Linked DNA regions of Homo sapiens: regions 2 and 3 are each linked to region 1. The links are chromatin loops, found by intact Hi-C in ENCODE. Cell type or tissue: HCT116. All regions are shown on one strand. Links, peaks and the distances in the headings refer to the core of each region. The heading gives the core; the rest is flanking DNA.

Region 1 (7,451 bases), core at 1,417-6,416:
ATTCTTCAGGATGGAGGTGCAGACAGAGACATATGGTCCACTTCACATCTTAACACTTTCCGGGCTACCCTGGCTCTGCAAAAGTCCTCAGATGTCAGCCCAGCCAGCTCTTTAAGCTAGATTTGGTGTCTCACCCCAGAAGGATGTGGTCCAGACTCTGCGGCAGCTGCCCTGGGCACTTCCTCCACGCCCACCGAGTGGTTCCTAGGCAGGTGGGACTGACAAAGCCTCTGAGTCCTAGAAGTCAGTCCTAGGTTCCACTTCCAAACACCAGTGGAACTGGACTGGCCTCAGAGTGAGGGGAGCCTGGGACAGAGTCATCCTGCCTAGGTCACCACAGCTAACCTGCAGGTGCGTGGCCCTAGAGAGGTTCCCCTATTCCTCCTCACGGTGGTCTCAGCTGACTTTCTGGACCCCCACCAGTTATCCTGTGGCGTTTGTCAGCCCTCCCCCCGCAGGCTGCTCTTACGAGATCTGACGGCCACCGTGATGTTGCAGAACTGCGTCCCCTCCTCATTGCTGGAGGTACAGATGTAGTAACCCGATGTGTCTGTGGAGATATTCTTCAGGGAGACAGGCTGACCTGAGGCTGCAGGGGAAGAAGAGTCAGGGTGAAGAGAGGCACTACAGTGGAGTGGAGACAGCCAGGAATGGGAGGTCTGGACTCCTTGGGAAGCACAACCTCTGCCACTGAGCTTCTTCAGGCCGGAGCCCCATGTCCACCTCCAGGGCTGCAGGACGCTTAAACCAGGCAGGGCCCACAATGTGAAGTGCTCAGAATTCAGTCAGGCACCCTGGGTTTGACACCTGGCTCTGCCACTTATTAATTTGTCTTTAGCAAGTAACTCAGCTTCATTCAACCTCCATTTCCTCATCTAAAATCAGAAATAATAGTACCTGCCTCACAGGGTACTTGCAAGCATAAAATGAGGTACTAATAATAAATATAAGCCCACAACAGAATGCCTGATATGTAGTAAGTGCTCAGGAAACATAATGCACATTATGTATTACATGAAAATGCTTTCTAATCAGAAGATATTATTACTTTTATGATCTTCAGAAACCAAATCTCTTAGCTTAGACTCATATGAAAGAAGCCTTTGGAAATCAAAAACTCTGATCTCTGGATTTCTGCCATGAGAGAGGTGTGTGGGGTGTATGTGTGTGTGTGTGTCTGTGTGTTATGTGGTGTGTGTGGTGTGTCAGTGTGTGTGGTGTGTCAGTGTGTGTGGTGTGTGGTGTGTCAGTGATGTGCAGCGTGTGTGTGCTGTGCTCTGTGAGAGTAGTGTGTGTATGGTATGTGGTGTGTGTGGCATATGTGTGGTATGTGTGTATGTGGTGTGTGTAGTGTGTGTGGTGAGTGTGTGATGTGTGTGGTGTGTGTAGTGTGTGTGGTACGGTGAGTGTGTGATGTGTCTGGTGTGTGGTGGGTGTGTGGTGTGTGTAGTGTGTGTGTAGTGTGTGATGTATGTGGTGTGTGTGGTGTGTGTATGGCGTGTGTGTGGTGTGTGTGGCATGTGTAGTGTGGTGCGTGTGGTGTGGTGTGTATGTGGCAGCGTTTGTAGTGTGTGTGGTGAGTGTGTAATGTGTGTGGTGTGTGTGTGGTGTGTGGTGTGTGTGGTGTGTGTAGTGTGTGTGCTGCATGTGGTGTGTGTGGTGTGTACTGTGTGTGGTGTGTGTGGCGTGTGTAGTATGTGTGGTGTGCAGTGTGTGATGTGTGGTGTGTGGTGGGTGTAATGTGTGTGGTGTGTGATGTGTGGTGTGTGTTGCATGTGTAGTGTGTGTGGTATGGGGGGTGGTGAATGTGTGTGCTGTTGGGGTGGGACGGAGGCAGACTGTCTAGACTCTTCCTCTACATCTGCCGCCACTTGAGCAAGCCATTTAACTTCTTTGAGCTGTAGGCTTCCTTCGGAAAGCAGGAGTGAAAACACCTGATCCTCCTGAATCGAAGAGAACGGACCAGAATATCTCATGGAAGACCTTTCCCCTCAATCTATCATCCTATGAATTTCTTCATCTTGAAAGCAAGAGCTTTGTGCTTGGGCATATGTATATGTCCTGCCATCCAAGATGCTTTGTTATAACTGCTATTTTGAGAGGAGCTGGAGACCTACCTCCTCTAATTTTGCTGCAGAGCCAGCCTTGCCTGATCCCTGCTGCCACCAGGTGGTTACACGCCATCCCTAAGAGACGCTCTAAATTGTAAATACGATCCTGTCACTGCTCTGTTCAGACATTTCAGGGGCTGCCCAGCAACCACTAGACGTAATCCTCAGTAACAAGTCCAAGCTTCAGGTCACAGATCTGGCCCTGTCAATCATACCAGCTTTGCCTCTTGCCACTTGGTGCTAGGGGCAAAACCAGGGGAGTTGTCCTCTCTCCGCCCCACCGTCACTTTCCTGCAAGATTGCATCTCAAGATTTTCCTTCTCCGGATGTGCTGCTCAGTACACATCCTCAAATGTGATGTCCTTTCATCCTTCCAGCAATCCTCAATATTTCAATCTCCAATTCATGGAGTTAACTGGAGGCTTAAAGAAGTTAAGTGAACTGCTCAAGGTCACAAAATTAAGAAATTATAAAACAGGAACAAAAATCCTGTTTCAGGTCTAGAACTCCCTGGAGCCATTGATAATTTTCTTTTAAAAATTTGTGGCCGGGTACATTGGCTCACGCCTGTAATCCCAGCACCTTGGGAGGCCAAGGCGGGCAGATCACTTGAGGTCAGGAGTTCGAGACCAGCCTGACTAACACAGTGAAACCCCGTCTCTACTACAAATATAAAAATTAGCCGGGCATGGTGGTGTGCGCCTCTAGTCCCAGGTACTTGGGAGGCTGAGGCAAAAGAATCGCTTGAACCTGGGTGGTGGAGGTTACAGTGAGCTGAGATCGCACCACTGCACTCCAGCCTGAGTAACAAAGCGAGATTCCATCTCGAAAAAAATATGTATAAAAATAAAATTTTGTATGATAAAAGCAATGTATGCTCCTTATAATAATTTATAAATGATATAAAACTATTATTTCAATTCAATTCAATACAGAAAATCTTTAGCTGCTGATCACAGCTATAAACGAGATGAGGAGGGTCCCTGTCCTCTTGGTGTTTCCAGTCTCCCAAAGAAGACAGACATGAAACAATGATGGTTACAGTTCAAGATGGAGGTACTATCTGAGCTTATGGCAAGGGGTTTTAATCTCATCCAAAGGGCCAAGGAATGCCTCTTTAAAGAAGAGAGAACAAATAAAAATCATTCATAATTCCATCACCTATAAATAACACTTTGATTTGGTGCTATTTTCTTTCAGTCTTTTCACTTGTACTTTCTTCAAATTCTTCCCTTGACCCCCAGGACACTACTCTCTGGATGCTCATTCTTCATAAAATGTGTCCCCTTCTATCCTAGAATTCCACGCCTCAGTATGTTTTCTGGAACATTGTTTACATGTGATATTAACATGCGGCATGGAGAAGGAGTCCCTAAAAAAGCAAGTTTAGGAATCACTGAGTTAGGATTAAGTAATCTTTCTAAGGGCAGCACTTTCAGAGCTCCTACAATGCTGTTGAGCACTGGGAACTTCTGACAGCGGGGTGTGGTATTCATGCTCTCATTTGCTAAATGAATCGGATTTGTTATTTTTAAGAGGCATCTTGAAGGAACACACTTTAGGAAATGCTCTATGGCCCTGGGCATACTTAGGAGGTCTAGAGCTCATAACAGATCCCCACCACTTAAGAGTGTGAAGCTCGGACTCTGGATTTAGTGTAGGCAGCACACTGCAGACAGTCAGGACTTTTTTAGTTGTCAGAGTCCAGCTTTGAGCTCTAGGCCTTGTTTAGGGTGGGGAACATGGGGTTTCCTAGTCCAATGAGTCAGCGCTATCCTCCCCCAGTTCCCTGATGCAAACCGTGTGCACTGGAAGCTGCTGGGATGAACCAGTGCAGGTCTTGTGCCACAGGACCTTCTTTGATTCCGAGTTGGGGCTCCCAAGCCCCTTTTCCTTCGGAAAGGGACTAGTAATTTCTGATATCCGGAGAAAACTAATGTTTCCGCTGCAGTGGCGACACCTTGTGGTCAGAAAGGGGAATGCACAGGACGGTCATACGCTTCCCACCTTCCTCTGCTCCAGCTGTGGAGAGATTCCCCTCAAGAGAACCTCCTGTCTCACCAAGACGCTAATGTCACGTTGACAAGACCTAACGTTTCCGCATCCCCCCAACCCCTACCCAATCCTGTAGCTTGTCGACAAGCCCCTGCTGCCACCTCTCTCTCACAAAGGGCCCTCACGATCCTCCTTGGACTGGTCCCCACCCTTCACAACCGCCTCCCCTTAAGTGCTCCAGGCCCCAGAACTACCCCCTCCCCCACTTCCTTGATATCCAAATTCCTGTTTCTTCAGTGCATGAAACTCAGCTTCCTGGGACACAGCTTACAAAGTCTGTTCAGAGCTATTACACATGGGATCTCCTCTCATCCTCTTCACAGCTTTTGGGGAATCCCAGTTTTTTTCAAAGGGCAGTACTAAGGGTCCGAGAGGCTGTGAGTGACTCACAGCTCCAAAGTGGAGAAGTCAGGACTTCTTGTTTCCTGATTCTGGATTCCCTGTTCTTTTCACTGCTAGCTTGTTTCCACTGAGGGTTTAGTCAAAGGAATGAATCTCTAATGTTGGAAATTGTCTTCAGATGTAGGAGAGCAGAGGTACCCTCCTCTCCAAATCGTCCATGGTGGACTGAAATGTTTTAAAAGCCAGAAATAATTTGGGCTGACCCACAGAGGAAGAAGAATTAGCAGATTCTCTCTATTTATTTTTTGTTTGTTTGTTTTGTGTTTTTAAGATAAGATCTGGCTCTAGTGCCCAGGCTGCAGTGGCACCATCTTGGCTCACTGCAACCTCTGCCTTCCAGGCCCAAGGATCTTCCCACCTCAGCCTCCCAAGTAGCTGGGACTACAGGCACACACCACCATGCCAGGCTAATTTTTGTATTTTTGGTAGAGACAGGGTTTCACCATGTTGCCCAGGTGGGTCTCGAACTCCTGTACTCAAGCGATCCACCCGCCTCAGCTTCTCAAAGTGCTGGGATTACAGGCATGAGCCACACTGCACCTGGCCAGAATTGGCAGATTCTCCAAGGCTCTGCAAAGCAGAGTGGAAACGAAGGCTTTGAGAACTCTGCCCTCACCCCGCAATGTCTCCAGATGCCAGGGCATGTTGTTATGGACATTAACCATATTCTTTTCTGTCACCTGCAGGTCCCCATTCTGACTCAGCAAATCTTAACTAGAGACAGGATAAAGCTTTCACAAATTAAAGCTTTCACAAATTAAAGAAGCAATTCTCTTTTCACCTCCTTTCCTGTCCTCAGGATTCTCCCTTTTGGATAATGAAAGAACTAAGTTTTGGCTTCTAACAACCAGAAGAGTCTCCCTGTGGAGGCAGGAGAGAACTGCAGCTGGGCTGCCCCTTTGTGAGGCTCCTCAGAAGGTACCCGTGGCTTACAGGGCAAAGACGAACCTCCCTAGCGTAACGCACAGGCTCTTCATGATTTCTCATCACTGTGTTTCTTAACAAGAGTATCTCCCACCATTCCTACACCTACACACGCACCCTACCCCTTAGCCACACCAGACAGTCATGATTCCTTCCTGTTCTCCATGCCAAGCCTCCTCATCCTTGAGGACCCAACTCAAATAACAGCTAATAACACTTAGCATTAAATGAGTGCTTACTGCCTACCAGGCACTAGTCTCAATGCTTCACATCTACTTTTATTTAATCTTCACAACCCTATGAAGTAAACACTAGCATTGTACCCATTTCATAGACATAGAACCTAAGGCACAAAGAAGCTGAGTCACTTGCCAAGGTCATACAGCTAACAAGTGTCCGAGCCAGGAGTCAAGCCCATGGCATGCTCTTAACCACTGTCGACTCCAATACCCACTCCTTGGAGAAACCTTCTTTGATCTTCTTATGCATCTTCTGTGTTACATCACCACTGGGTATAAAGCTATTATAGCATCTGCCACCTGTAACCTTCAGCTTTGGGTCTCCATATACACACTTTGCAGGAAAGAAGATCAGACACTACCAGTGTCCACAGCACACCTACCATGACCATGGCTGGAGTCACTAGACTATTCATAGGCCAGAGAGAGGAGGCCACAGAGCCCCCGGGGAGCTGCCAGGTGGTTTCAACAAAAATTCCAGACACACTCGATAAAAAGTTGCCAACCAGAAATACGTAAACACAACTGGAAGCTTGTTGAAAACCTACATTACATTGACCTATTTTAAGTTAGGTCGAGTGGATTCTACTAACTGTTTTTTTTTTTTTTTTTTTTTTTTTTTGAGACGGAGTCTCGCTCTGTTGCCCAGGCTGCAGGCTGGAGTGCGGTGGCGCGATCTCGGCTCACTGCAAGCTCCGCCTCCCAGGTTCACGCCATTCTCCTACCTCAGCCTCCGGAGTAGCTGGGACTACAGGCGTCCGCCACCACGTCCGGCTAATTTTTTGTATTTTTAGTAGAGACGGGGTTTCACCGTGTTAGCCAGGATGGTCTCGATCTCCTGACCTCGTGATCCGCCTGCCTCAGCCTCCCAAAGTGTCTACTAACTTTTTTAAGAAGTCGATTTGCCCCCAAACGAGTGATAAAGCTCTTCCTGGATTGAGTGCACCCCCAATGTGTGCATCCGTCCGGCTGGGCTTATCCAGGACACCAGATATTCTTCCCCCGGGTCCTCATCCCCACCCCCGGGGCACCTCATCTTCTCAGAAGAGCTGTGTGCCCTGCTGGCTTTGCTTTCCACCTCTGGCCTCCTTTTCCACCTACACTGAACTGAAAGACCTCCCAGAAGCTAAATCGGATGGACACCTTTCAGGCCTTGTCTTTCTTTTTAAAAAATATTTTATTTATTTTATTTTATTTTACTTTATTTTATTTTATTTTACTTTATTTTATTTTATTTTATTTGAGGCAGGGTCTCGCTCTGTCACCAAGGCTGGAGTGCAGTGGTGTGATCATGGCTCACTGCAGCCTCGACCTCCAGAGCTTAAGCAATCCTCCCACCTCAGCCTTCTGAGTAGCTGGGACTAAAGGGTGAGTCCTGCCATGCCCAGCTAATTTTTTAAAAATTTTGTTTGGAGACAGGGGTCTCACAATGTTGCCCAGACTGGTCTTGAACTCCTAGCCTCAAGTGATCCTCCTGCCTCAGCCTCCCAAAGTGCTGGGATTACAGGCATGAGCCACGGCACCCAGCAAGCCTTGTCTTTCTTGATCCTCAGGAGCAGGGGTGGCACTAGGGGCCCTGGGACTCCACCAGGGTATTTCCACACCCATTGGCTCTGGGTGTGGAAAGGATGGTAGGATTTTTATATAGCTCTTTCTTTTTTTTTTTTTTTTTTTTTCAGTTTCCTGACTGAAAGGTCCAATACCAAGCTGCCCAGTACAA
Region 2 (7,451 bases), core at 1,321-6,320, 1.1 Mb before region 1:
GTGTGTGTGTGTGTGTGTGTGTGTGTGTGTATGTGTGTGTGTTTTTGACGGAATCTCGCTCTGTTGCCCCAGCTAGAGTGCGGTGGCATGATCTCGGGTCACTGAAACCTCCACCTCCTAGGTTCAAGCAATTCTGCTGCCTCAGCCTCCTGAGTAGCTGGGATTACAGGCACCCACCACCACTACTAATTTTTGTATGTTTAGTAGAAACGGGTTTCACTATGTTGGCCAGGCTGGTCTTGAACTCCTGACCTCAAGTGATCTGCTTCCCTTTGCCTCCCAAAGTGCTGGGATTACAGGTGTGAGCCACCACTCCCAGCCACAAAAGTTTTTCTCTTGTGTTGTCTTCTAAAAGTTTTATAGTTTTAGGTGGGTTTTTTTTTTATTTTTTTTCATTCTGTCACCCAAGCTGGAGTACAGTGGCGCAATTATGGCTCACTGCAGCCTTGACCTCCTGGGCTCAAGTGATTCTCCTGCCTCAGCCTCCTGAGTACCTGGGATTGCAGCTGTGCAACACAATGACTGGCTAAGTTTTTGAGTTTTTGAGACAAGGTCTTGCTATGTTGTCTAGGCTGGTCTCAAACTCCTGAGCTAAAGCAATCCTTCTGCCTCAGCCTCCCAAAGCGCTGGCATTACTGGCCTGAAACACTGCACCTGGTAAGTTAATTTTTTAAGATGGTGTGAGGTAATATCATTATTTTACATGTGCTATCCATGTGTTTTAGCACCATAATTGAAGACTGTCCTTTCTCTTTTGAATTGCCTTTGCTCCTTTGTGAAAAAGTCATTTGTCCATATATGTGGGTCTGTTTCTAGACTCTGTTCCATTGATTTGTCTATCTTGACATCTATACCACACTGTCTTAATTACTGTAGCTTTATAATAAATCTTGAAATCTAGTAGTGTCAGCTCTCCAACTTTATTTTTTGTCAAAATCGTTTTGGCAGTTCTGAGTTCTTTGCATTTCTATATAAATTTTAAAGAATCAGCTTGTCAATTTCTACAAAAAATGCTGGGACTTTAATTGGGATGGTGTTGAATCCATAGATCAATTTGGGGACAGCTGACATTTTAACAGTGTTATGTCTTTTGATTTATGAACAAGATATATCTATCCATTTATTTTGGTCTTTAAAAGTGTCTCAGCAATGTTTTATTGTTTTAAATGTATAAGTCTTAAATATCTTTTATCAGATGTATCCCTACATATTTTATATTTTATGATGCTATTGTGAATAGTATTTTTTTAGAAGTCCAACTTAACGATTGTTTATTGCAAGCATATAAGAATACAATTGATTTTTATATATTGGTCTTTTATTCTGCAATCTTGCTAAATTCACTATTTTTAGAGTGGTGTTAGAAGACAGCAGAGAGAAAACAGTGGTTCAACCTATCCTGTTTAACCAAAAGTTGAGATTTTTTATGTTCACTTTTATCCTCTTTTTAGGGTTGAAAATTACACACATTATATTTTTCTTACTTTAGTGGCCATCTTTTAAAATTGACATGGATAGTTGACAAAATCTGAATTTAATCAGTATTTCTCTCCTCTTCCTAAACAATATGAAAGCTTTGAAAGCTTAAACTCTGACCACTCTGTCTATCTTACATGTTATTGATGTTAAGTATTATAGTTCCACCTTGCTTTTATATTCTTGACATTAGTTACGATTACTGTTTTATCCTGTCAGTGCTCATTTAGATTTTCCCAGATTATTACTAATGACTTTGTTCACTATTTTATTTTGCATTGTCAATCTTGGTTATGGATTCAGTTTTCTTCATAACACACATTTTTTTCATAATTATTTGTCAGAATTATTAGTGGGACACTCTTTGTTGGAAAATGCCTTTTTTTACCCTCATTCTTGAGTTATAATTTAGCTGTTTCTCTCAACATTTTGGATAGATTGGTCTTCTGTTTTCTGTCTTTTAAAAAGATTTCTCTTTGATGTTTTGCAATTTCTTATGATGTGTTGAAATGTGGATTTATTTTTATTTACCCTACTTAGGGCATGTGCTTCCTGAAGGCGAGTTCTATGTGTTTCATCTATTCTAGAAAATTTATAGCTATTATCTTTTCTAATGTTGCCTTCTCACTTTTCTCTCTGTTTTCTATCTTTTGATCTGTGGTTCCATGTACATAGGACCTTTTGCTCTTTCTTCTAAGTCTCTTACTCTCTTATTTTATTTTTAATCTGTTTTTTGTTTGTTTGTTTGTTTGAGACAGGGTCTCACTCTATAGCCCAGGCTGAAATGCAGTAGAGTGATCATGGCTTGCTGCAGCCTCAACCTCCTGGGCTCAAGTGATCCTCCCACCTCAGCCTCCTAAGTAGCTGGGACCACAGGCGTGAGCCGCCATGACCGGTTAATTTTTGTATTTTTTGTAGAGATGGGGTTTCACTATGTTGCCCAGGCTGGTCTCGAACTCCTGGACTCAAGCGATTTACCCATCTTGTCCTCCCAAAGTGATGGGATTATTGATATGTACCACTGTGCCCTGCCTTATTTTTAATCTTTTTATCTCTCAAGCTACATTGTAGCTAAGCTCCTTAGATCATTTCCAATTTAGTTACTCGCTCTTCACCCATGTTTAGTTTGCTGTTTAAAACTTACCAAGTTTTTAATTTCAGTGACCATATTTTTGGCTTTTAGAAAAACCATTTCATTATAGTCCAAATCTGCTTGTTGATTTTTGATTGTGTTTTATACTAATGTTTTAAATTGCTATTCTTGGCCCTTGTCTAATGTCATTTTCTTATATGCTCAGCTATGCATTAAGCAGGACTTCATTATTATTATCTTTTTTGTATTTTATGTGGAACTTGTAGGTATTTTGTAGCAGGAAGGTTTTCTGGTTATCTGAACCATGATAATGAAAAAAAAAAAAGTGTCTCATTGGTTTTTTCAAACTTTCTCCTCCAGAGAAATTCTGCTTTGTTCACAGCATCAAATGTTGCTTGGAGTTCTAAAACTTCCATTGTTCTTTGTATGTGAAGCATGCTGGGATGCCTGGGCGGTGGAGTGTTACTTCACATTAAATTGTGGGCTCCTTTACGGTCAGCAACTGTGTTTCCTGTATCTCATGTGTCCTGGCAGGGTACTTGCCACGTAGTCAGTGCCTGATAAACAGTTGGCTGATTTCCTTATTTGACTTTTGCTTTAGAGCCAGACGCCTCGCTAGCAGAGATGCACACGTTTTTTTGTTTTGTTTTTTTTTTTTTTTGAGATGCAGTCTCGCTCTGCCGCCAGGCTGGAGTGCAGTGGTGCAATCTCGGCTCGCTGCAAGCTCCGCCTCCCGGGTTCAAGCGATTCTCGTGCCTCAGCCTCCCGAGTAGCTGGGATTACAGGCGCGCACCACCACGCCCAGCTAATTTTTGTATTTTTAGTTGAGACGGGGTTTCACCATGTTCGCCAGGATGGTCTCGATCTCTTGACCTCGTGATCCACTCGCCTCGGCCTCCCAAAGTGCTGGGATTACAGGCGTGAGCCGCCGCGCCCGGCCCGAGATGCACATGTATTTTTAAAGAGTTCCATTGATAACTGAGTTTCTCCTGACCAGAAGGTGGACTGTGGCCTAGGCATGGCAGTGCCTCCTGATTGGCTTTGGAAGCTCAGCTCCATCTGTGGTCCGTTATTCTTAAAAGTGGCCACTAGAGGGTGAGAATGAGCCACAGCACAGCAAAGTCCTGTTTTAACCTTCAGAACAGCTGGAGGACGGTCAATTCAAACACACTAGAGAGCACCTATCATGTGCCAGGTACTGTGCCAAGCCCTCCCTGCCTTCCAGGACCTCATAAATGGCCAGTGGCCCCTCACATATAGACACAACTCTTGTACAAGGCAGAATGGAATGTGCACAAAGAGGTACAATCCCAACTCCTAGATCTAGGGGGTCTCAACAAGGAGGAACTGTGGGTGGCTTTCCTGTAGAACTCAGATTGGTCAGTCTGTGAGAAGGAAACTTACAGGACCTGCACCATCCACCCTCTCAGTCTCAGTCTCACCCACCTCTTCATACACCTGTTTCATGTGCATATGGCTTTACTGTTGCCTGCCAGAGACCACCCAGGCTTTGCAGTAGACTATTTGCATAACCCTGGACTAACCACTCTCTAATCTTTAATCTCTTTATTTAGGGATGATAATATCAAGTCCTTTCTACCTCATAGGATTGTGTCAGATTTAAGCAAAGTAATGAAGATCAAAGTACTTTTGAAAATTCATAAGTGCCATATATTTATGAAGCTTTAAAATAATTGTTAATATAAATTTCCCTAAAATGCCCTCAGAGTCTAGGAAGTTTGGGTGCACCATGGGCATTTACTGAATTAACTAGAATGTACACTCTTCCAGAAGAGGAGACCCACAGTAAGCCGAGGTATACCAGGCAGTTTCGGACAAATCTGAGAGCCAGGAAACAGCAGTGTCATTAAAGTGTTGGGCTGAACATTGTGCTCTGACACTCTCTGGGGAGGTGTCAGCCTGGCATCCAAGAAGGGTGGCCCTGTGGGAGGGTTATGCTCCAGACTGTGGAGAGGGGCACTTTCCTTTTCCGGGCAGGGACCCTGAGGAAGAGGAGATTAAGAATGGGTGTGGTATGATGCTGCTCTAACCCCTGAGATAAGCTTCCGAGAAGAAAAGCCACTGTCACTCACTTTTCAGGACCAATAAAGGAACTGAATGGTAGAGAGAGCTTTGCCATCTTCTCTCATGCTTGAGGAAAGGAGACTGACCCCTTCTCAAGGTGATGGGAGACTTAAAGTGCCTGTTCATGATTGGTGGCATGAGAGGGGAGGAGGAAAGACTGGAAATGTCAGTCACCATGCTTATCGCCTGCTGCGCCAAAGAACACCCCAGCGAGATCCTTAGGGCCATTTTCTTTCAGAGTCTATTTTAAAAATGTCTTTATTGATTTGATCAAACTGGTGTTTTTAAAACTTCAGTTAAGGTGAGCTTTCCATGCACACACATTGGTGTGTGTGTGTATGTGCATGTGTCAGGGGGCTGCTGGGGTGGGAATGGGGACCAAAGAGAGACTATTTTTAGAATAGCATTTCCTCTGAGGGGGTTTTAACCTGTTCTCTGCTGTTTTATGTTAGAGATTTATTTGATCATGCAGTCAACAACAGCACCAACAGCACCATCTGGTTTGCTAATAGATATTTTTTTTTTTCTGTTTCAGCCTTTATTTTAGAATTGGGGGTACCTGTGCAGGTTTGTTACAAAGGTATATTGTGTGATGCTGAGGTTTGGGGTATGACTGAATCCATCACCCAGGTAGAGACCATAGTACCCAATGTGTAGTTTTTCAGCCCCTGCGCCCCTCCCTCAGTCCCTCCTCTAATATTCCCCAGTGTCTGTTGTTGGCATTTTTATGTCCATGTATATGCAATGTTTAGCTCCCACTTATAAGTGAGAACATGTGGTATTTGGTTTTCTGTTTCTGTGTTACTTCACTTAGGATAATGGCCTCTAGCTGCATCTATGTTGATGCAAAGGACATGATTTTTTTTTTTTTTTTTTTGAGACGGAGTGTCGCTCTGTCCCCCAGGCTGGAGTGCAGTGGTGCAATCTCGGCTCACTGCAAGCTCCGCCTCCCAGGTTCACACCATTCTCCTGCCTCAGCCTCCCGAGTAGCTGGGACTACAGGCGCCCGCCACCACACCTGGCTAATTTTTTGTATTTTTAGTAGAGATGGGGTTTCACCGTGTTAGCCAGGATGGTCTCGATCTCCTGACCTCGTGATCCGCCTGCCTCGGCCTCCCAAAGTGCGGGATTACAGGCAGGAGCCACCGCGCCCAGCTGATTTTGTTCTTTTTTATGGCTGTGTAGTATTCCATGGCGAATATATACCACATTTTCTTTATCCAGTCCACTGTTGTTGGGCACCTGGGTTGATTCCATGTTTTTGCTATTGTGAATAGTGCTGCAGTGAACATATGGGTGCATGTATCCTTTTGGTAGAATGATTTATTTTCCTTTGGGCATATATCTGGTAATGGGATTGCTGGGACAAATAGTAGTTCAGCCTAACTTCTTTGAGAAATCTACAAACTGCTCTCTACAGTGGCTAGACTAATTTGCATTCTTGCCAACAGCATATGTGTTCCCTTTTCTCCATAGCCTTGCTAGCACCTGTTATTTTTTGACTTTTTAACAAAAGTCACTCTGACAGGCGAGAGATGGTATCTCATTGTGGTTTTGATTTGCATTTCTCTGATGATTAGTGTTGTTGAGCATTTTGTCATATGTTTGTTGGCTGGTTGTATGTCTTCGTTTTAGAAGTGTTTGTCCATGTCTTTTGTCAACTTTTAATGAGGTTATTTGCTTTTTGCTTATTGATTTAAGTTTTTATATCGATTTTGGGTCTTAGACATTTGTTAGATGCATAGTTTGTGAATATTTTCTTCCATTCTGTAGGTTGTCTCTTTACTTCCTCGATGGTTTCTCTTGCTGTGCAGAAGCTCTTTAGTTTAATTAGGTCCCACTTGTCAATTTTTGTTTTTGTTGCAGTTGCATTTGAGGACTTAGTCATAAATTCTTTGCCAAGGCCAATATTGAGAAGGGTATTTCCTAAGCTTTCTTTTAGGATTCTTATAGCTTGAGGTCTTACATTTAAGTCGTTAATCCGTCTTGAGTTATTGTTTGTATGTGGTGATAGGTAGGAGTCCAGTTTTATTCTTTTACCTATGTATAGCCAGTCATCCCGGCACCATTTATTGAATAGGGAATCTTTTCTCCATCGTTTATTTTTGTTGAGTTTGCTAATAGATATTTGATAATACAGAACTTGGATATGACTTTTGGACACACTTAGATGTGGAGATTTTTCTCTTGGTTGCATTTGTGTATGTGTGAGAATAAGGAGAAAGGACTAATACATGGTCATTTCTATTTGCTGCTGTAGCAGCAAGGAGAATCTGGCAGAGGTAGACTGTGTGTGTGTGTGTGTGTGTGTGTGTGTGTAAGTATTGGCCATGACACATTGACACATCCTGTAATGACACTATCTCCCATGTGCTTGTCATTCTCCAATGTGCTAGGCTTCAAAACCTCACCAGGGGGCGCAATTGTAATTTCTCGCATTCATTTCGTTCATCAACCATTTATCTAGTTAGCCTCTACTGTATGCCTGTCACTGAAATGCATTGTTTTGTTTTAAACCTCATTTGAATCCTGTGAGGTAGATTGAATTACCCCTCTTTCCATAAAGGGAATTGAGCTTTAGGAGATGTTAAGTAAATTATGTCGTCAGCAATACATGGAGAAGCCGGAATTTGAACCCGTGTTTTTCTGCCTGCAGAATGTAAACCCAATACCCTTACACCCTGCTGCCTCCCCCATGTCATGCTATCTCAAAGACTGAGTTCTGTTCTCCAACCCTCTCCCTCCTGGATATCTTTACAGTGCTCGGCTCTCCACGGAGCTACTCCGTGGAAGTCCC
Region 3 (7,451 bases), core at 1,321-6,320, 580 kb before region 1:
CACATAAATACAATATTTTTCATGAAATTTCAGAAGATTAAATCTCCTGGTTTAGAAATACTGCTCACTGATTTAGAGGCAATAGTGTGTTTATTTGCAAAAGCTTATTCCCTATATAGCGGTCTTTTGTGAATATGTGTGTATATCAACAATACAACTTTCTCACTTGGCATTTTCTTTGCAGAAAGGCAGAGTATTGTTAAAATTCCCTTTTCGGAGCCATCTCTTTCTGGATTAAATGAGTTAGTGCAGATAGAATACTTAGATTGGTGGCTTTCCTAAGGTAAACACTAACCATTAACAGTCATTATCCTCATTTCTCTACACTCATGGAACCTTAAATTTGGAAAGGCTATGCCATATCTCTCTAGAAATTCATTTTTTCTGATAGATGGATATCTAGTCCCTGCTTGATTACTTCCCACAACAGGTTGCTTACAACCTCACAGGAAAATCTAATTTAGTGTTAGACAGCATTTGATGACTCTGTGGCATAATCCCCAAAACAACAACTGTTGAACATGTATGTGTCCGTACATTTATCCATCTCTCATGTGTCAGTTTATCCCTATGTTCTTCTATTTGAAAGACTTAAAATCAAGGGTGTATTGGCATATATATCTGCTTCGTAAGCTATATTACCAAGGGAAAAAAGGTCAAGCATCAGCTATAAAGAAAAAAAATAACTTATTTATTACACATCACTCAATTTTCACAAAAATTGTGAAAGAACTTTAAATGAGATGGTAAATCTCACCAAAGATTTTTACACATAGGAAGATCTAAAAAAAAATGATTACTCAGAATTCACTTTTCTTGAAATCTGTGAAGTAAACAGCATGATCTCTGTTGGTTCCAATCCAGTCCTCTGGTTTCAGAAGGAGGTAGAAGGAGCTGGCATGTGACACCCATATTTGTCCTTTGGTTCTCAGATAAAGATGTGCAGTATGAGGAAGCATCCTGGTTTCTCTTGCACTGGCCAATGGAACATTGTGGTGAGGCTGAGGGGAAGCAAAGGTCATCTGTCTCTGGCACAGTTATGGGCTGCAGTGGTCATCAGACTGACCCTCATTTACCTAGGTATGTAACTTTCCTATCTTGGGGAATCCTAATGGTGGAGGGATGATTTATGCAAAGCAAAGGAAATGCCTCTCCTTTATAACAGTCTGTGGTTAAGTAAAACAAATTTAAAATTATCTTGACAATGTCAAACAATAAGTCACTAACCCAAATAAATAACCCCTTTTAGAAGAAAACCTGACTTCTGTAGAGATTTCAGTTTTATAAAGGAAAAAGCCTGTTAGAATCAGAATGTCCAAGCCCAAACCAAAAATAGCACTTACTTTTCAACAAAGGTATCTATCTGTTTTACCCCCCTCTAAGTGTTGTCAGACTACACTTAAAGGATTATGTTCTGTTCTCATTTTAAATTTATTTTTAAAAATTTATTTATTTATTTTTTATTGTACTCTTTGAAGTGTTTCACTTTGAAGGAATGGTGACAAAAGGGAACTTCATTAAAGGAGAACAATAAGAATATTAAAGAGATAAATGCAGCTTGGTGAACATTTAAAAACCACTAAAGTTATTTAACCTGAGAGGGACATTCACTGGGGGAGGAGGACACTCACGGAGGGAGGAAGAGGAGCAGGATAGCTGTGTTTGACCACAACTCACCATCATATAAAAGATGGAGTCAACACGATGTGTGTTCTTGTTGAGCAAAACAAGTAGTGGATAGAGGCTCCAGGAAGGTCGACTTGGATCTAAATAAGAAGGGATTTCCAACAAGAAGTAATGATCTAAAATGAAACGGTCTGCCTTGTGAAGTAGTAGATTTCCTAATTAAGGAAATATTTAAGCAGAAACTAATGATCATTAATGAGGAGTTTATAGATCAATGGTTCTCAAACTTTAGTATGGCAAGAATCACCCAAAGTCCTTGTTAAATCAGATTATTAGTTCCAACTCCCCAAAATTCCAATTCAACATGTGTGGAGTGGGTCCTCTGAATTGAATTTGCCTTTGCCTAAGTTCTCTGGTGCTGCTGCTGCTGCTACTGCCGGTCTGTGGGTTAATTTTGCATAGCAAGTCTCTGCTAATATATGATGTAAAATTGGACCAGATGGACTCATTTTCCAATTTTGAGAGTCCATGATGATAATGATAGAAAAAACATAGTATGCTGTATGGATTTGGGTATTACCAAAATGAACTTGCTCTGTGAAAATGTATATAAAATAACTTCATGTGTTTACTATGGTAAATAAGATTTCTGTTAGTATCAGTTAATGTTGGTGTAACATAGAGCAGTGGTCTCCAATCTTTTTGGCACCAGGGAAGAGTTTTGTGGAAGACAATTTTTCCACAGAGTGGGGTGGGGTGGGGATGATTTGGGGAAGATTCAAATGCATTACACTTATTGTGCACTCTATTTCTATTATTATTACATTGTAATATATAATGAAATGATTATCCAATTCACCATCATGTAGAATCAGTGGGAGCCCTGAGCTTGTTTTCCTGAAACTAGATGGTCCCATCTCAAGGGATAGGAGACAGTAACAGATCATTAGATATTAGATTCTCATAAGGAGCATGCAACCTAGATCCTTCACATGTGCAGTCCACAATAGCGTTTGCACTCCTGTGAGAATCCAATGCCACCACTGATCTGACAGGAGGCAAAACTCAGGCAGTAATGCAAGCAATGGGCAGTGGCTGCAAATACAGATGAAGCTTTGCTTGCTAGTCCACCGCTCACCTCCTGCTGTGCAGCCCAGTTCCTAACAGGCCACAGACCAGTACCAGTCCATGGCCCACGGATTATGGATCTCTGACACAGAAGGACCAGTAGTAAAAGAAGTTGAACATGGTACTATATATAAATTCTAGTTATAAAATGGGTTTACTGTTAGACTGCACAAATGCAATGCAAAAGCTAAAGTAACCTTTGCATTTCTTGAATCTAAACAATTATTTTCCATTTATTTTCCTTAAATAGAGATTGAGAAATTCAAAGGCAAATATTTCCACAGTGAGAAATATAAAATTTAGAGGGATTTATGGGAAACAGAATCCTCATGACTGGCATTGGAAATTCTGGCTCTGATCTGGCTGTGGTGCTCAGCCACACTGCAAAGCAAGCCTATTTTCTTACAGCTGCATCTTGTTGTTGTGGTAATCCTCCACCTGCATGGAGAGGCACAAAGTATAGGATAACCAAGATTCAGGGGTTATTTTTATGGCTTCCCACTGAAAACACCTTATCTACACACAAGAGACAACAAAGGATTAAGTGTGTTGGCTGGGCCAAATGGATTCCCAGTAATCAGATCAGAAATATTCAGGTCGTTTGCTCTCTGCCAAGATCTCTACTAGTTAACACAGATATATTGTAGATGATTACATGGTTATTAAAAAAAATTACATTATAGGACTCCAGGCATTTGTGATCCCATTTATGGTTAAAAAAAAAAAAACCTATATATCTATGGTTATATGTGCATATGCAATTTCAAAAAAGATTCAAGTAACCGTTAACAGTGGCTTCCTCTGGGCATAAAGAATGGATATGCATGTGTGTGGCGGGGGGGTGAGGGGGTTATATATATTTTGTTAACAGATCGAGAGTGAGATTACAATACTTAACTAGTGAAACAAAATATTCAGCAACTTTGATAATTAATTCAGACCATCACTCTGCTACTCCTAATGACAAGGTTTAGAAATATAGCTACAACTGGCAAAGAAGATTTGGGGAGATTTAGAGTGATCTAGATAGGCGGTTTAAATACTGCAAATTTTCCAAACTGTTATTTGACAATGCACTGACTTTGAAGTCTCTGAACAATCTGTGAACAGTAGTTGTGTTCATTTAATGTGGTTAACAAGGGGTAGATAGATCAGCTGTTGGCTATGTGCTAAACAATTTCACAATAATTAATTTGTACCAGGGGAGCTAAGACACCAAGGTAATTTACCTAAACCAAGGGTCAGTTTTGTCAATGTGCAAGTCCGCCCTCTGCTGGCCATTCTGGGAAAATCACAGCTATTTTATAGCAACTGTAGTTATCTCTGATGGTCCAGATCATTCTTTCAAGAGTACTTATTATTCACCTACTGTGTGCCAGGTACATTATCATACATGATACAAGTGTCTGTTGTATGATTCTCTTTACTTTTTTGCATGTGTAAAATATTTTATCACTAAAAATATCCAATGTAAAGAGCAAAAAAAGTCTGAAAAATACGACAAATAAAACAATATTATTTTAAAGAAATTCTGATAGTAGTTCTTTGAGCCAATTAAATGAGGTTAAATTCCTGTAATCAATAAAATATTATAGCATCTTAAAGCTTGGCATTGCTGAAGAAATTATTTAGTTCAACCCCCATATTTTACAGCCAAGAAAACTGAGGGTCCAAGACATTAATAGTTAGTGTAAAGGAAGGCAGGAAATTACTTAAAAGGCTCGTACTAAAATCGACATCTCCTTCCTAGAAGATTTGCTTACATTTCAACCTAAGAATAAAAGAAATAATCAACTTTTTTTTTCTTTTTACAGATGTAAGCAATGATCACTGACTTGACAAAGGAAATGCATAGGGATTAATTTAAATGGTTTGTGTAGAGATATTTATTTAGGGTTCATTCACACAGAAGCAAATTGCTTAAGCATGAAATTGGATGAGGATACTAGAGAGTGAATTGAGAAGTAAAAGTGAGGGAAGCTGATCCCAGCCCTTTGCAAATTTAAGATTTAGGATCCCCAGCTTGGAAATGGTTATGCTAATTAAGGACTGAAGACTGGCAGAGTTTAGAAGATCAAGAAGGTGAGAGAGCCCAGGAGCACCAGGCACTGCTGGGGTTTAGATAGGTAAAGGACAAAGTACTTGATCTTGTGAAGCCTATAGATTAGCAGGAAAAGTACATAGTCACACCACCAAAGATTGTAAAGTGTTAGTTTTCCAAGTCTTTTTTTTTTGAGACGGAGTCTCTCTGTTGCCCAGGCTGGAGTGCAGTGGCGTGATCTCAGCTCCGCTCACTGCAAGCTCCGCCTCCCGGGTTCACGCCATTCTCCTGCCTCAGCCTCCCGAGTAGCTGGGACTACAGGCACCCGCCACCACTCAGTATTTATTGGCCCTTACTTTACAGATAATTCTAACCATGGGTTGTCTGGTTTGACAGGCCAGAACCACAAGTGAGAAGGGAAATACTGCTGGCTGCAGATTCAGTGACAAGAGCTATAATAATGAACAACACAGGGAGGAGTCATTAAAACTGCATTATAGCATTTGAGCAGTAATTAAGGTGCTTAATGATCAGAATAAGCAATAAAAAAGGTTAAGTTATGTTCGTTGCACACTGTTTAAGAAATGAGACAAGAGCTTAATCAATTTTAGAAATATTTTAATCAAAACAAAGTGAAAAAGTAAAGAAATTGTAAAAGAAGTATTTTCTTAACTGTATAAATGTAAGTTTCCTCAACATCCTGATAATATGACAGTGCCAGACAAATGAGACTTTGCTATATGCTATATGATTGTGTGCCAATCATCACCACTATGTGAAATTCAGCTAAATATCTCAGAACAAAGAGAACCAGGGGTTGTGATAAATGCTAGATCAGAGCTGAGAATGAGTCCCCAGAGCCAGCTTTTATAGGTGCCTCTGTCTTGTGCTAGTGTAGACAGGCTGTGCTTAAGGCCCTACCGTGGAAAGACAGGTGAAGATGTTTCCAGTGGAAGACCAGAGCTTTGCCTTCCTGGCTTTTTACTTTTCTTAGTATGAGATCAACCTCATATAGGGAGAGTGAAGGAAGAGGAAAGGAGGAGGAAAAGGAGAACCCTGGAGTCCAAATCTTTCCTAGAGACCATTTTTTAATACATCTGTAGAAACAGAAGGGGAAAAAAGAGTATTCAATAACATTTTCCAGAATGAATAAATGGATAAGTAAATGAAGTGAGACAAATACTAATATGAGCCATCTTCCCCAGTTTTGAAGATTTCTCAACTCTCAATGACAGTGAGAGCTTAGCGACAACCTTCCCAAAACATCCATTTCTGTCAGAATAATGATCAAACCCAATGTGAAAGAATTCACGGAAATAGCTGCCACTTTTTAACACCGTAGCACTGTGGAGAATGTTGATGTCATCTTTGCCAAATAACACACCTTCTCATTTCCTTTCTTTGAAGATTCTGTGAATATCACTGATAACCAGATATTCCTATACAATTAGGTATTCCCACTTCATGTGGAAAAAGTGACTTTGGTTGTTGTTGTTAATGCAGCCATCGGGAGCTGTAATGCCAACAAGGAAATTCCAAACTCTCTGGGCCACCTGAGTGTTAAAAGGTAACACAGTTAAAAGGAATGAATTCTTGTGGCTTCCTTTTTGCTACAGCCAGCCACCTTGAACCAAAGGAGCATTAAAATTGAGTCAGTTTAAATGAAAGAATGGGTCAATTACAACCGAAATTACTGTTCACTAACTTTGTTTAAAATAATTTTTTTATCCAGATAAATTTTATTTAGCTTAAAGGCAATAACAGGGACACATCTTCCTTTTTTAAAATTATTTTTGGAGAATTTAGAAAGGCCCGAAAAGCCTAAAAAATTGTTATCAAGGGTGGGAAACTCATTCATAACAATTTTTACAAAACTGAGAGAATCCCCCATCCTGGTACACACTTTCTGGGCTCTCCCACAGCACAAAACCAGGATAGTCCAGAATCAGCCGCCAGCATCAGCATCACTCCAGGGCCCTGGGTTCCATTTAGAACTTGTACTAAAATTATTTTGGGGATGAGATTTCTCCTTCATTCTTTTTCTTTTTATCTATTTTGTGGAACAGACAGTAATTGAGGAGCCAGAGAAGGAAAAACATGCCATTCTCAGCAATTCTCTTTAAAAATATAGGAATAAAAACTCCCATTTATATTGCTAACAGGGAAAGAAAAAAGTCAGGTCTTCATTTTCTTTCTAGAACTCTTCTTTTAGGTCCTTTCAATTAGCTTTGGAGAAGCTCAGAACTCGCACTCCCACGCTTTTACTTTCCTGGAACTATACTCCTTGGCCTTTCCTAAACCTTTCCTTATCCTGTGTTTGCCTTCATAGGACTGAACACAGTCCGGTCCTCCATGGAGAGGATGGCTGACATGGTCCAGAGAATAGAGGCCACAGGGAAAAGTAGGGTCCTTCACCACAGGCAATTACTGAATTTATGGGCTTAGGGGTGTGTGGTCAAATCCATAAGTCAGATTTTAGATAGAACTTCTAATGTCAGGAAGGCAGTTTTCAGGAATGCTAAAAAAAAAAAAAAAAAAAAAAAGAAAGAATACAAAACTCCTTATTGCAGACACTTACTCTGCCCTTGGTTTTTATATTCAGGTATAATTTGACTATCTTACAAGCCAAGAGAAAACTTTTTTCATAATGCAGAAA

The links. Hi-C counts contacts between places; a loop is a spot of excess contacts. Peaks named below come from ENCODE experiments on the same cell type or tissue, not always from the same donor. Only the 100,000 strongest peaks of a DNase experiment are listed, where the experiment ranks them.
Region 2: a loop joins it to region 1, with 9 times the contacts of the local background. A loop is called at or near these places in 19 of 110 quality-filtered maps.
Region 3: it touches region 1 in a loop (5-fold over the local background); 5 of 110 quality-filtered maps call a loop at or near these places.

The regions. Positions count from the first base shown.
Region 1 is chr1:167,055,261-167,062,711 of GRCh38, forward strand. GPA33 (glycoprotein A33) reads right to left here. Exons shown (of 7, transcript NM_005814.3): 5 at 470-589. GPA33-AS1 (GPA33 antisense RNA 1) reads left to right here. Exons shown (of 6, transcript XR_922249.3): 2 at 3,047-3,167; 3 at 5,368-5,486; 4 at 7,411-7,451. Among named protein-coding and RNA genes, the nearest start is that of GPA33-AS1, 6.3 kb to the left of the region's middle. RefSeq lists an enhancer at 1,948-2,067. In HCT116, for the core only: CTCF peaks have their summits at 2,174 (motif pointing left), 4,065 (motif pointing left) and 5,442; DNase peaks (open chromatin) are centred at 2,201 and 4,081; H3K4me3 peaks cover 1,020 bases; H3K27ac peaks cover 585 bases.
Region 2 is chr1:165,921,214-165,928,664 of GRCh38, forward strand. No RefSeq gene overlaps it. Among named protein-coding and RNA genes, the nearest start is that of MIR3658, 17 kb to the left of the region's middle. RefSeq lists a silencer at 7,060-7,169. In HCT116, for the core only: a CTCF peak has its summit at 3,690 (motif pointing right); a DNase peak (open chromatin) is centred at 3,668.
Region 3 is chr1:166,475,204-166,482,654 of GRCh38, forward strand. LINC01675 (long intergenic non-protein coding RNA 1675) reads right to left here. Exons shown (of 3, transcript NR_146890.1): 2 at 1,678-1,766; 3 at 569-1,001. It also overlaps the pseudogene FMO7P. Among named protein-coding and RNA genes, the nearest start is that of LINC01675, 11 kb to the right of the region's middle. In HCT116, for the core only: a CTCF peak has its summit at 4,030 (motif pointing left); a DNase peak (open chromatin) is centred at 4,038; H3K27me3 peaks cover 287 bases.